Linked DNA regions of Homo sapiens: region 2 is linked to region 1. Evidence: chromatin contacts called from ENCODE Hi-C or POLR2A ChIA-PET data. All regions are on one chromosome and are shown on one strand. The core of a region is the stretch at or near the end of the contact, and the rest is flanking DNA. Distances in the headings are between cores, read along the strand shown.

Region 1 (3,141 bases), core at 207-2,706:
TGTTGGCCAGGGTGTTCTCGATCTCCTGACCTCGTGATCCGCCTGCTTCAGCCTCCCAAAGTGCTGGAATTACAGGCGTGAGCCACCACGCCCGGCCGATATGTGGTCTTACTCTGTCACCCAGGCTGGGGTGCAAAGGCGTGATCTTGGTTCACTGCAAACTCCGCCTCCTGGGCTCAGACAATTCTCCCACCTCAGCCTCTGGAATAGCTGGGACTGCTAGTAGCTGCCACCACGCCTCGCTAACTTTCGTTTTTGGTTTTGTTTGTTTGTTTGTTTGTTTGTTTGTTTTGTTTGTTTTGAGATGGACTCTTGCTCTGTTGCCCAGGCTGGGGTGTAGTGGCTCGATCTCAGCACACGGCCACCTCTGCCTACCGGTTTCAAGCAATTATCCTGCCTCAGCCTCCCAAGTAGCTGGGATTACAGGCGCTTACCACAACGCCCAGCTAATTTTTTTGTTGTTGTTGTATTTTTAGTAGAGACGGGGTTTCACCATGTTGGCCAGGCTGGTCTCAAACTCCTGACCTCAGGTGATCCAACCGCCTCGGCCTCCCAAAGTGCTGGGATTACAGGTGTGAGCCACTGCGCCCGGCCTTGCACACCATCTTTTTTTTTTTTTTTTTTTTTTTTTTTGACACAGAGTTTTGCTCTTGTTGCCCAGGCTGGAGTGCAATGGCACAATCTCGGCTCACCGCAACCTCCACCTCCCAGGTTCAAGCGATTCTCCTGCCTCAGCCTCCCGAGTAGCTGGGATTACAGGCATGCACCACCACACCAGGCTAATTTTTGTATTTTTAGTAGAGACGGGGTTTCTCCATGTTGGTCAGGCTGGTCTCGAACTCCTGACCTCAGGTGATCCAACCGCCTCGGCCTCCCAAAGTGCTGGGATTACAGGTGTGAGCCACCGCTCCCGGCCTTGCACACCATCTTAAGTGTGACGCCACACTGCCCTTCACAGCCTTGGGGCTCTGCCCAGACCAGGAGGAATGGGGAGGGGGTCTTTGACCCTACCCCAGGCTTAGCCCCAGAGAGGAGGAAAGAGTGGCAGGCCAGGCAGGGAGGGGCTCCAGGGTGTGGCCTGGGTTTTTCAGTGGGATGGGGGAGGGGTTGCTTATGAGCCTGGGTGGGTTCTTGGTAGGTGGTGGGCTTCCTAGAGGAGGCGGTGGGAGGGCAGGGGCAAAGAGGGTGAGCGGTCCTCAGTTCGTCCGTCTTCCCGGGGGACTCTCTGACCCTTTCTGGTCCGTGCTGCGGCCGGCGTGGCCCGGAGACTAGCCCCTCAACCCCGAGGTGGGGTGGACCCGGGTGCTCCGCGGCCACAGCCCCTCCCCGCCTCTAGAAGCGCAGTCCCGCGGCTCGCCCGCCGCTCGCGAGGGCCGCACTTTGCCCTCGGTCCCTAGCGGCGCCTGGCCACGCCCCCGGCGGGTGGAGTCGGGCGGGGCGCCGGGCAGGTTCCTCTGCGTTCCGCGGCGGCGGCAGCGGCGGCGACGGCGACATGGAGAGCGGGGCCTACGGCGCGGCCAAGGCGGGCGGCTCCTTCGACCTGCGGCGCTTCCTGACGCAGCCGCAGGTGGTGGCGCGCGCCGTGTGCTTGGTGAGCCCGGGGAGGGCGGGCCGAGGGCACCCTGGGGACCCCCTCTCCGTCGCCAGGCCCGGCGGGGCCCCTAGCCCACGAGCGCGACAGGTGGCGGCGGCCGCGTCCGGGGCCTGGCGGCGAGCGGGGCCGGCGTCCAGCGTCCCGGGCCCCGCCTTCCCGCCCTCCACAGTCTGTCCCGCTGTCCCCTCCCGGTCCCGGGTCCCGCCACCCACCCCACCCCCAGCCTCGCGCCCCGACGCGGGGTGTCCGGATCTCCGCAGGGAGCGGGCCCCTGCCTCGCTGGCAGTGGGAGGAGTTTGGGGGCGGCTCCCGGACAGGTGGCCCGCACGCCGCGACTCCCAGATTGGGGAGTTCACCGGGACGGGGTTTTCCGAAGCCACGTGGGGTAAGGGAGGGGGCGGGGGGCGACCCAACGCCCGGAAACAGGGTGTCCTTCCCACTCGGGGCAGGCCACGGGTCCGCCTTCCCACCCGAAGTTGAGGGACCCCAAGATGTACCCCCTCCCTGTAAGGTGGGCAATACCTCCAAAACCAGGTTTTGTGTGTGTGTGTGTGTGGCGGGGAGGGGGCCTGTTCTTGGACAGCCAGCCCTGAAAGCTGGAGGGGGTGGCATGAGGGGGCAGGCAGAGGTGGGCCTGCTGTGCCCAGACCATGCCTGGGCCTGGAGCTTCTGAGGTCCTCCAGGGCGCCCACACCAGCTCCCAGCCAGGCTGTGGGATCTGATCGCCTCTGTCCTGGGCTGTGTCCAAGAATCAGGTGCCCAGTGGGTCGGGATGGCAGTGCCAGGAGTCCTGGATGGGCACCCTGCTCCCATCATCCCGGAGATCCGGCTTCATCTCCATCTGGGGGCGGGGCCTGTGACTGCCAGCTCCAGAGCCCTATGGAGAGCTCCCTGGGACAACAGGGCAGGACTGGCAGGGGAGAGTCCTGGGGCCATCCCAGAGGGATCCTGATGCTCACAGACCTGTCCCACACCTGCTGAGGTGGAGCAGGCGTGGGTGGTGGCCTTCAAGTTTAGGGAGGTGGTATGGGGCTCTTCCCAAGGGGCTGGAGCTCCCCTACATCCACCCTGGGTCCTCCAGGTGTCTGAGTTCAGAGCTGTATCCACAGGCCTGAGTTAGTCCCCTTGTAGTGCCCTGTGCATGCAGGGCCCTCTGTGGGGTGGGAGACAGACTGGGAGGGACCAGGATGCCACAGAGGCTGCAAGTCCTTGTGTGGAGACAGCTGGCCAGGCTGAACCAGGGAGGGTTCCAGGGGTTCCAGGAGGTGAAGACACAGGGGCGCCAGCATGGCCTTCCCAAGAGGGCCTGTCCACCTTCACCAAGGTGTTCAGGCAGAGGCTGGGTGCTGTAGAAGTGACTTGGGCTGAAGGTGACGGGGGATGGGTAGTCTTTGTGACTTGGCCTGTCTTGGTTAAACCTCTTTCAAGGTGAGGTTGGGCTGGGGATGGAAGGACTGCCCTTCATCCATCAGGTACCTAAGCAGAATGATTCCTGCAGCAGGCCGATGGGGCAGGAGCAGCCCCTGCCTAGGAGGTCCCTGCCCATT
Region 2 (3,141 bases), core at 474-2,973, 560 kb after region 1:
TAAAGTTGCCTTTGCAGGATTATCAAAATCCAAGGGAAAAATGAGAGATGGATACTACTAAAAATTTCCAGGAGGTCTAGCCCAGCATCTCTGATTTAACCAGCAGTAAACTGCATGCAGGTTCTGTCAGCCTGCAGCCACACACAGGTTCCTGCGAACCCTCCTGAAGCACAGGGAGGGGTGGATGAAAACGGGAATCTCTGCTGTTTCCTAGGGCCACTCCTGCTCCAACTCTACCTCCTATCTGCATCTACAGTCCCTGACTTTGTCCTCCCTTCGGCTGACCACGCTGCAGGCTGATAAAGGCTCTTAATGCCCAGACCTGTGCCTACCAAGACCTAAGATACCTGCCTTTTCTCTCCACCGATACTGACATCTTAGAAAATTCCACCTGTTGCCTTCCACATCCCTCCTGTCTAATCAGACTTTGGGTCTTGATCCCCCACAGCCAGTCCTGTGCTTTCATATTCCATAATGAAGAGAAAACTTGGGAGGCTACACAAAGACTCAGATAATGGATAAGGGTCAGCTTTCTTCAGAGGGGCAGAATCCAAGCCCTTGTTTCTATTCACCTTCATTAAGAAGAAAGGGCAGTTCTAATCCTCTGTGTAATACCGTGAGCATTCATCTCTGGTGTACTCAACAGGAAAGCCTATAAAATTCAAACCAGAGTGAATCCTCTTCAAAACTTGTCACAGCAGATGGTGATACAGGTTTCTTGCTATGATGTGTGCTTTGTACAATGCCAAACATGCTCCTGCTTAAAAATAAAGATGTAACCATTTCTGATTCTGCAAAATACAAAATCCATAAGGAAGGGAGTGAGAAATATCTAGGGGGATATGAATTGATAGTTACAGCACCTCAGGTCTTCCTGCAAACACCACAACCTGAGCAACTTGTCCAACTAGAGACTACCACAATCACATGGCACGCATTAAAACATGGGATAACCACCGGGCGCGGTGGCTCCCGCCTGTAATCCCAGCACTGTGGGAGGCCAAGACAGGTAGATCACGAGGTCAAGAGATAGAGGCCATCCTGGCCAACATGGTGAAACCCTGTCTCTACTAAAAATACAAAAATTAGCCGGGCGTGGTGGTACGTTCCTGTAGTCCCAGCTACTCGGGAGCCTGAGGCAGGAGAATCACTTGAACCCGGGAGGCAGAAGTTGCAGTGAGCCAAGATCACGCCCAGCCTGGCAACAGAGTGAGACTCCATCTCAAAAAAAAAAAAAAAAAAAAAAAAAAAAAAGGATAACATGGAAAGTTCACGTCAAGGACAGCATTTTAGAAGCAATCTGAAAATCCAGTGTCCCACTGAGGAAGCCTATACTTCATTCTATTTGGCATATTTTCCTACAAATAATACTAGTTTATACACACATGCTATCTTACAGCTTAAAATGTTTTCTCATTTCCACTTTTTTAAATTTTCCAACAAAGCTCAACTGTAACTCTGCATATTTCCTGACAATGAACTATACACTGTTCTCATCAGTTTACAGGTAAGATAAAGACTCAATGAGTACAAATAATCTACCTCGGGTACACTACCAATAGAGCCCAATTCACATTCCGGTCACCGGCTGCATCCTCAGCTCTTTTTTTTTTCTCTTACTGAAATACACAGATTCACTTCAGCTCAGCGTTTACTGAGCATCTGCCATAGGCGCAGCCTGTGCTTGGAGCTGGGATTTAAACAGCTCCAGTCCCTGGCCTGCACAGAAAGTGAAGGCCAGTGGGGACAGGCATGTAAGCCCGTAGCAGCAGCACACCCGGCCACAGCGGCCAAGTGCAGCAAGTACTCACAGAATTCCAGGCGATGCCAAGAGGCTTCAGAGGGGCCAACCTGTGAGCCAGAACTTGAAGGACCAACGGATTCCCCAGATGGACAAGAACAGAATGGTGTATACCAAGCAAGATAAAGTGTATGGAAGTGACAGAGGCCAGCAACAATGGGCACACCACAGGGCAAGGCCCAGGACACAGCAGGGCTGAACTGGCACCCTGAAGGGGGCTTAGTGTCTGCCTGTGAAGGGCCTCAGGTCCCACACCAAAGATTTTGGAATCTATCCCAAAGAGATGCCAAAGAGAGAGTTCAAAGGCAAATCAAGGCCGGGCACAGTGGTTCACGCCTGTAATCCCAGCACTTTGGGAGGCCAAGGTGGGTGGATCACATGAGGTCAGGAGTTCAACACAAGCCTGGCCAACATGGTGAAACCTCGTCTCTGCAAAAAATACAAAAATTAGCCGGGTGTGGTGGCATGCACCTGCAGTCCCAGCTACTCAGGAGGCTGAGGCAGGAGAATCGCTTGAACCCAGGAGGCAGAGGTTGCAGTGAGCCAAGATTGCACTCCAGCCTCGGCAACAGAGCGAGACTCTGTCTCAAAAAAAAAAAGGCAAATCAAGGGGGACTGACATTAACAAGATTAAATAGCTAAAAATAATAATAACTTATGGCAGTTAAGAAAATAGTGCCCAATTAATTAAACTGGTTAATTCTCACTAACACACATATACAGAATGAAAACTGACGAATGTATGTACCAATGTACCAATGTACCAGGTAAAAAAAAGCTTTTTTTTTTTTTTTTTTTTTTTTTAGAGACAAAGTCTCACTCTGTCACCCAGGCTGGAGTGCAGTGGTACGATTTCGGCTCAACGCAACCTCAGCCTCCTGGGTTCAAGCTATTCTCCTGCCTCAGCCTCCAAGTAGCTGGGATTACGGGCTCCTGCCACCACACCCGGCTAATTTTTGTATTTTTAGTAGAGACAGGGTTTCACCATGTTGGCTAGGTTGGTCTGGAACTCCTGACCTCAGGTGATCCGCCTGCCTGGGCCTCCCAAAGTGCTGGGATTATCAGTGTGAGCCATCGCGCCCAGCCAGAAAGCAATATTTTTAACCTAAAAATTGTGGGTTTGAGATTAATGCAGCAGAAGAGTCTGACTTCCTTAAAGAATATTTTCAAAAACCCCCACATACCCTTTCTTAGGCGTGTTCTTTAGGGCGTAAGTCTAGTTAAAAGCAGCTCTATGGAAAGCATAACTGACTCTTAACTTCTGCCCTCCCCTGGGATCTCAGGGACCTGCCAGAGGAAACTCCATTTGTCCCCCTCCTTTTACACCTACCTAAATGCCA

The links. A loop is a pair of places that touch in the nucleus more often than their neighbours do. ChIA-PET counts read pairs that join two places held with the same protein, here RNA polymerase II (POLR2A). Pooled maps may share reads with other maps.
Region 2: a pooled map shows a loop between it and region 1 (2.7-fold over the local background). The contact joins the enhancer-like site here to the promoter of SYNGR2 in region 1. A Hi-C loop is called at or near these places in 6 of 37 single-sample maps with no recorded cell type and 2 of 50 pooled maps. POLR2A ChIA-PET finds 5 or more read pairs at or near these places in 4 of 52 experiments (GM12878, Panc1, activated B cell and 1 more).

Annotation. Positions count from the first base shown.
Region 1 is chr17:78,167,125-78,170,265 of GRCh38, forward strand. SYNGR2 (synaptogyrin 2) reads left to right here and starts at 1,457. Exons shown (of 4, transcript NM_004710.7): 1 at 1,457-1,591. The coding sequence starts at 1,493. RefSeq lists silencers at 1,120-1,729, 1,760-1,919.
Region 2 is chr17:78,731,853-78,734,993 of GRCh38, forward strand. All of the region lies in intron 1 of CYTH1 (cytohesin 1), which reads right to left. Among named protein-coding and RNA genes, the nearest start is that of CYTH1, 49 kb to the right of the region's middle. RefSeq lists an enhancer at 1,975-2,034. Within about 2 kb of position 1,724, at least 10 of the 41 ENCODE cell types and tissues checked have a DNase peak (open chromatin) inside an H3K27ac peak, as active enhancers do.